Linked DNA regions of Homo sapiens: region 1 is linked to region 2. The links are chromatin contacts, found by Hi-C or POLR2A ChIA-PET in ENCODE. All regions are on one chromosome and are shown on one strand. Each heading gives the region's core, a stretch centred on a gene start or an enhancer-like site at or near the end of the contact. The rest is flanking DNA. Distances are from core to core; before and after follow the strand shown. Region 1 overlaps SLCO3A1 (solute carrier organic anion transporter family member 3A1). Region 2 overlaps SLCO3A1 (solute carrier organic anion transporter family member 3A1).

The links. A loop is a pair of places that touch in the nucleus more often than their neighbours do. ChIA-PET counts read pairs that join two places held with the same protein, here RNA polymerase II (POLR2A). Pooled maps may share reads with other maps.
Region 1: a loop to region 2 is called in a map of heart left ventricle, with 2.4 times the contacts of the local background. The contact joins two enhancer-like sites. A Hi-C loop is called at or near these places in 13 of 168 maps with a recorded cell type or tissue (HCT116, Right ventricle myocardium inferior, aorta and 6 more) and 3 of 50 pooled maps. POLR2A ChIA-PET finds 5 or more read pairs at or near these places in 1 of 52 experiments (A549).

The regions. Positions count from the first base shown.
Region 1 is chr15:92,057,920-92,061,579 of GRCh38, reverse strand. All of the region lies in intron 2 of SLCO3A1 (solute carrier organic anion transporter family member 3A1), which reads right to left. Among named protein-coding and RNA genes, the nearest start is that of SLCO3A1, 210 kb to the right of the region's middle. Within about 2 kb of position 2,044, at least 2 of the 41 ENCODE cell types and tissues checked have a DNase peak (open chromatin) inside an H3K27ac peak, as active enhancers do; they include heart left ventricle, where a contact is called at or near this core.
Region 2 is chr15:91,973,342-91,976,904 of GRCh38, reverse strand. All of the region lies in intron 2 of SLCO3A1 (solute carrier organic anion transporter family member 3A1), which reads right to left. Among named protein-coding and RNA genes, the nearest start is that of SLCO3A1, 120 kb to the right of the region's middle. RefSeq lists enhancers at 1,816-2,316, 2,317-2,817. Within about 2 kb of position 1,489, at least 6 of the 41 ENCODE cell types and tissues checked have a DNase peak (open chromatin) inside an H3K27ac peak, as active enhancers do; they include heart left ventricle, where a contact is called at or near this core.

The DNA of each region.
Region 1 (3,660 bases), core at 795-3,294, 84 kb before region 2:
CTCTTTGGGTTTTAGAGATTTCATAGCTAATCCCAGTAAGAGGACACTTCTGGAGTGATTCAGTGAACAAACGCTTGGGAAGTCTCAGTCTCTCAGGACCTTCAGAGGGGCAGCTACTAAGGAACTAGGAGTTTGAATCAAATGCCAGTGGGGAGTGGAGAGAAGATCTCTTCTGCTGTGCATCTCTTCCTCTTTGATCCCTGGGATGGAACTCAGACAAGCCCTCCCTTTCATCCATGTCCACATTCATTTCTGTCCACTCTCAGTCTGATATTTGTGATCCTGAAATATTATTAGGGCTGAGCTGTGGGCATGAGCCAGTCAGCCTCTAAACACCCCTAGACTCATGGAAGGAGAGGGGAAACCCAGAAGAACAAGGATCATTTATTAGGCACCTATGTATACCAGACCCCAGTGCAAAGGTAGAAAAGAGGGAAAATGCTAATTCACAAACATTAATTTACAAACACTTACTCACCGAACACGTATAAGGCACGTCATTAATTACTGTGGATGTCAAAATATGAGACAGTGCCTGCAGGAGCTCAGATCCAAATATAGCCATGAACTGTGTAACAAATGTTTCAGTCAATGATGAACCTCGAATACAATGACAGTGGTCCCATAAGATAATAATGAAGCTGCAAAATCTCCATCACCCAATTATGTCTTGATGATCCTGATTCTGGGTAGGCCAAGGTTAATGTGTATGTTTTATCTTAGTTTTTAACAAAAATGTTTAAAAAGTGAACAAAAATAAAAATTTTATTAAAAAGTACCGGCCGGGCACAGTGGCTCATGCCTGTAATCCTAGCACTTTGGGAGGCTGAGGCGGGCAGATTGCCTGAGCTCAGGAGTTCAAAACCAGCCCGGACAACATGGTGAAACCCCGTCTCTACTAAAATACAAAAAATTAGCCAGGCATGGCACTGTGCGTCTGTAGTCCCAGTTACTTGGGAGGCTGAGGCAGGAGAACTGCCTGAACCCCGGAGGCGGAGGTTGCAGTGAGCCGAGCTTGCGCCACTGCACTCCAGCCTGGGTGACAGAGCGAGAGTCCGTCTCCAAAAAAAAAAAACTCGGCTCACTGCAACCTCTGCCTCCCAGGTTCAAGCGTGCCTCAGCCTCCCGAGTAGCTGGGATTACAGGCGTGCATCACAGCGCCCAGCTAATTTTTGTATTTTTAGTAGAGACAGGGTTTCGCGATGTTGGCCAGGCTGGTCTTGAACTCCTGACCTCAAATGATCTGCCTACCTTGGCCTCCCAAACTACTGGGATTACAGGCATGAACCACCGAGCCCAGCTGGCTAAGGTTAATTTATTTGTGAAGAAAATTTTTTTGAAATAAATGTAGTGTAGCCTATGGTACAGGAGTGTACAATACTGTCCTAGGCATTCACATTCACTCACCACTCACTCACTGACTCACCCAGAGCAACTTCCAGTCCTGCAAGCTCCATTCATGGTAAGTGCCCTCTATAGGTGTACCACTGTTTATCTTTTATGCTGTAGTTTTACTGTGCCTTTTCTATGTTTAGATACACAAATGCTTACCGTTGCGTTGCAACTGCCTACAGTATTCAGTACAGTCACATGCTGTACAGGTTTGTAGCCTAGGAACAACAGGCTACACCCTATAGCCTAGGTGTACGGTAGGATACACCATCTGAGTTTGTGTGAGTACACCCTGTGATGTCCCCGCAATGACAAAATTGCCTAACGACGCATTTCTCAGAAAGTGTCTTCATCATTAAGCCATGCATGACTGACTACAGTGATATGCACTTATCAGGCTGTGTTAGGGCTCTGGGCAGCAATGCTGGTCTGATGAGGTCACAGGGTCTTCTGTGCTAAAGGAGGCCTCAGTGTAGAGACCCCTGCATCGATACAGCCCTCTTCTCTCCACCAATGTGAATTTTGATATCTAAATCCAGGGAAGCCAGCCACTAGGCTTACTGTGGAATGAGCAGCCCTGGGCTCCTCGTGTGCCATCTGGTCGGGGGCACAGAGCTCACGGTGGGCACACTGCCAGCCGCTGCTCACAGGCGGGATAATGAGTGAAGTGACAAGCTTCCCTGAGGGCCAGGCATGTGTCCTGTGAAGCCCTGGGGAAAAGTGCTGGACAAGGGTGACGGAAGAAGCATGGGGAATGTGACACTCCTGAGGATGGACCCATGCTGCCAGAGAAAGTGGTGTGTGCCCCGGTTGCAAAGGGCTTTGGGAAGTTATGGAACCCAGCCCCCTGCCTGAGGGCAGAGAGAAAGCTAAACCAGCCCAGCCACAGGGCACCCGACAGCTTCTTGGAAACAGACAGGTAACAGTGTCCTTGCAGAAACCTGTTCTAGCACGCTGGCTTTGGCCTTTCTCTGTGACAGGAAACACCCCCCTAGGGAAGAGGTTGATCTACTTGGTAAGAGAGGGTGGAGATGGAAAGGGGAAAGCTCAGTTACCCCGAGACTTCCAACTGCTTCCCCAGCTGCTGATATACCATGACAGAGCAGTGACAGAGTGGGTTGGATAGTGCCTTCAAACAGATACTGCTCCAACCCTGACGCCAGCACTTGTGAGTGCGATGCATTTGGAAATAAGAGTCACTGAAGATGAAATGAAGGATCTCAGGATAGGCTCTAAATACAATGACTGATGTCCTTCTAAGAGAAAGGAGAGAAAGACACAGGCACAGAGGGGAAGGCCATTGCAGGCAGAGATTGAAGGGACGTGTCTCTAAGCCAAATAACACCTCGCATTGCCAGCAACCACCAGAAGGCAGGCGGGGCAGGCACAGATTCTTCCTTAGAGCCTCCAGAAGAAGTTAACCCTAAGACACCTTGATCGTGGAGTTCTGGCTTCTAGGACTGTGAAAGAATACATTTGGGTTGCTTTGAGCCACCCAGTTTATGGTACTTTGTTTCTGCAGCCCCAGGAAAGCATTATCCCTGATGGGGACTATGGTGATGTGGGTTTGGAATATTCATCTCCCAGAGAACACTAGGTGTCCCTACGTGAATGGGGTGATGGGCCACATTTGCCTGTTCTTCTCTTCCATGGGATAGCAGGTGGGGTCATCCAGTGGGGTGTAGCCATACCCTGCGGGACACCCAACATCCTATCTTCAAGGTCATCTGAAGGCCATTCCCTTAAAAGGAATGGGCTTAGGGGATGGGTGAGGGGTAAAACTCAATCATTTGGTTGATTTTAACTTACAGAATAAAAGGGGAAAAACTCAATAATGAACCCCATTTATTCTTTATGTATAGGGTTAGAACTCACAGACAGGCCTCTTTCCCTTAAATAGCAGAAAGGGCACTGAACTTAGACTCTCAGGACTTGACCTCAGTTTCTGGATCTGTGGAAACACCCTCCACCTTCTAGAGATGCTACACGGATCAGGCGTGCACAAACACACACACACACACTCACACACTCTCACGCTTATACAGGAACCTAGCGCAGCATTAGAAGATGGCTGCATTTAATCAATAGTGATGATGAGGCTCAAGTCCAAATTCAGCTGACCCCTTACCCGCTGTGTGACCACGGGCAAGTCACACCACTTCTCTGCTTCTTGTTTCCTCACCTGGGAATCTGGGGACAATAGGATGTATCATACTTACAATAAAAAGGAGAGATGGCAAATGCCATTAGCTTTGAACACTGCCCAGC
Region 2 (3,563 bases), core at 240-2,739:
GTGGTCCTGTGATCTCGCCCTGCCTCCCTTTGCCTTGTGATATTCTATTACCTTGTAAAGTACTTGATGTCTGTGACCCACACCTATTTGCACACTCCCTCCCCTTTTGAAACTCCCTAATAAAAACTTGCTGGTTTTTGCGGCTTGTGGGGCATCACGGAACCTACCAACATGTGATGTCTCCCCCGGACGCCCAACTTTAAAATTTCTCTCTTTTGTACTCTGTCCCTTTATTTCTCAAGCTGGCCGGCACTTAAGGAAAATAGAAAAGAACCTACGTGAATATCGGGGCAGATTCCCCGATATCTGGTGCCCAACGTGGATTCCCCGATAGAGTTGAGGCTACTCCAAGGAGAAGGAGGAAAAAGTCTCGAAGCCCAATGGCACGTACAGAATGCAATTGGTACATGGCTACAGCTGTGTTGTCCAATGACAGCCACATGTGACTAGTGAGCACTTGCAATGTAGCTGGTCTAAAGTAAAATACGCTGTACATTTTCTACTATGTTAAAAAAAATAAAGTAGCTACATTTAAAAGTAGAAACATGCAAAATTAATTTTAATAATATTTAATATTTAATCCAAAATATCTGAAGTGTCATTTCAATGCATGGTCAATACAAAAGTTATTAAGATATTTTACAGTCTTTTTTTGGTACTAACTCTTTGAAATTCTCTGTGTATAGAGTTTCTTTGCTTCCATCTATCTTCTCCCCAGTACAGTTTGGGACCCTCATCACAATCAACATCCCCATTTCTGCTTTCTAGCCCAGGCTGTGGATGGTTGGCCACACTTCAAGAAATAATGCAGCATTGCTAATTATTTTGAATGTCCATCATTTGCAGAGTATCTAACATTAAAAATAATAATAATAAGGCACCTCTACACACACTGCCTCTCTCTAACAACCCAATAATCAAGTGAGGTGCTGCAAGCAATACAGTACCCCAGGGGTTATAGACAACAAAGAGGACTGCAGGGCTCAGTGATCTGACCAAGGTCACACTTCAGTGAGGTCTTTTACCTCTGGGGCCAGGGTTCTTTCCTCACTCCACCACTAGCACAGCTCTTCAGGCTGGTGTGTGCTAGGGAAAGTAGGCTGCTCCTCTTGCCTGCCTTGGAGCGTCCACCACTGGGTGGCTGTAAGGGGCAATCTCATAGTTATAGGAACAGGTCAGGTGGAGGCGTAGGAAGGAGGAGGCTGTGCTAGCAGTGCAGACGCACGTCTGACAGGCTGAGAGGAAGGTTGTACCTGGATGCAGCTTGTCTGCTGGAGACAGAAGCTGGCAGGGTGCCCCCCTGGCCCTAGAACCTGCTGCCACAGAAAGTGATCATCAACAAGCTCCTAGGCTGAACCCAACATTTGAAATACACAGCTGCTTCATAAGCAGGGCTCTCACCAAGTGTGTGGCATGACAGCTGACTCAGTCTGTGGCTAATCCTGCCAATGGTTCCTCCTGTAACTTCTGTCCGCTTAATGCAATCGCCAGTGTCCTCTGCTCTCATGTTTAGGGAGCCAACTGCAGGGGACACTGCATGTGTGTTGCTGGACAGGCTTGGGACAAGGGGGTGGGGTGGAGGATGGACTATGATGAATCATGGATCATGCCAGCTCCAGGCAAAGGATTCAAATTCAATTTTTTAAAATGCGCACCTGTCAGCCAATTGCAGCACACCTAGGTACCAGTTCACAAGTTCAGCTCTAGAACATGACACTCTTAAAGCCCTTTCCTCTGCCTTCCCTAAATGGTAAAAAGAGAATAACACTGGTTAACTCTGAGAATTTACTATATTCTAGGCACCATTCCAGGCACTTTATTTGCACTAAATCATTTAATCTCATAAAACACCTATGATGCAGGAACACTTATTCTACTCATTTTACAGATAGGAACTGCAGTACAGAGAAATTAAGTTAACTACCCCAGACTGCACACAGAGGAACCCCAGAAGCTGGGATGGGAACCCAGACAGGGAGGCTCCCAGAGCCTGGCCCTCTGTAAAGGGTATCTAGTGCCAGCAAGATTTGCTTTCTTAATGAAGGAACTGTCTTGTCTATTTTGATGCTAAATGGGGACACTGGCTTCATCACACCTCTTGAAGACAGGGTCACCCCTACCCTATCACAGAGGGACTGGAAATGAATGTCTCCGCCTTCCTGCCAGCACAGCACATCTTTCCTCTTTCGGAGAGATTTTCCCTAGAAGCCACAGTGGACACTTGCAGGAGGCACCCAATTCTCTGCTCCCTGGGGAGTTCCCTGTGGTCTTCCCCTCACCCCACCTCCCGCCTCCCTGCCCTGCCCACAGCACACGCCTACCCTGCCTGGCTCTGCCCGCTGGCACCTTTTACCTCCCACCACGCTCTTCCCTCTGCCTGGACTCTCCCTTCACCTTCTAGTTTCCAGCAGTGACTCACCCAGAAACCTTCACCCTCCTCTGTTTCTCCAGGCCAAGGTGCCCGTTGCCTCCTCTGGAGCCCTGCAGCACTTGGCAAATACTCTCAATACAGGAATTTACACAACTCATTTTTATTCATGAGTCTGTCTCTGAAAACTGCAAGTTCCCCCAGGATACACTGCAAATGCTAAGAAGGCTTAGAGAAATAATAATAATAATAATAATAATAATAATAATAACAATAATGAAAATGGTGTCCGTTTAGGTCAGGCTGACCTCCTATGAAGGGACCTGGCTTTCTGGAACCTGCTGTCCTGGTTCTTATCCTTACTGTTGGACCCCAGGCTGACCTTGAGCCTTGAGTGATGTCCCACATCCCGTGAGTCTTTTCCAGATGGCTTTGGGTCCACAGCCTGGTTTCTTAGGTCCAGGGACACTCTCTCTTGCCTGCCTTGTCACCTACTGGTGCCTGCTCACCACAGAACAGGTACCAATAGGCCTGGCTCACAGACAGGTCATATCTTACTGAATATAGAAAATGTAGAAAGAAAAGTGAATTTTGAGCCAGGAATGATGGCACATCAGAAGGAAATACCTTTATAGAAGTTTCTGGATATAGTTTGTAACTTTTCAGCCCATAACATGCTCCCAACTCAAACCACTTCGAGAGCCTGCTTTCCCCTTAATCAGGTATTCTCAGGCTTGGCATTATTGACATTTGGGGTTGGATAATTCTTTGTTGTGGATGCCGGTCCTGTGCACCGATGGAGGCTTGACAGCATCCGCAGCCTCTCCCCACTAGATGCCAGTAGCACTTCCCCTGTGTTCCAACCCTGTTATGACAGCAACCAAAAATGAATCCAGACACTGCCAAACGTCATGAGGTGCAAAAGCACCCAGGTTGAGAAGCTCTGCCCTAACTCGCCCTCGAATCCTGCAATCGCTCACTCAACTTCATTCCCTTCAAACGCACCATGATTTTAGACACTCAGACAATACACCAGCTTCAGCCCCCCTTCTTCCTGCTGTTGCATCTGTTTTTCCAGTCAGCCACCAACTAAAGATAATTGTATCTTGACTTGTCACAGGTTTGAATTTAAATTCCACCCCTTACTAGCTGTGTGTCCTCTGACAATGCAGGTAACCTCGCTGTGCCTGCTCTT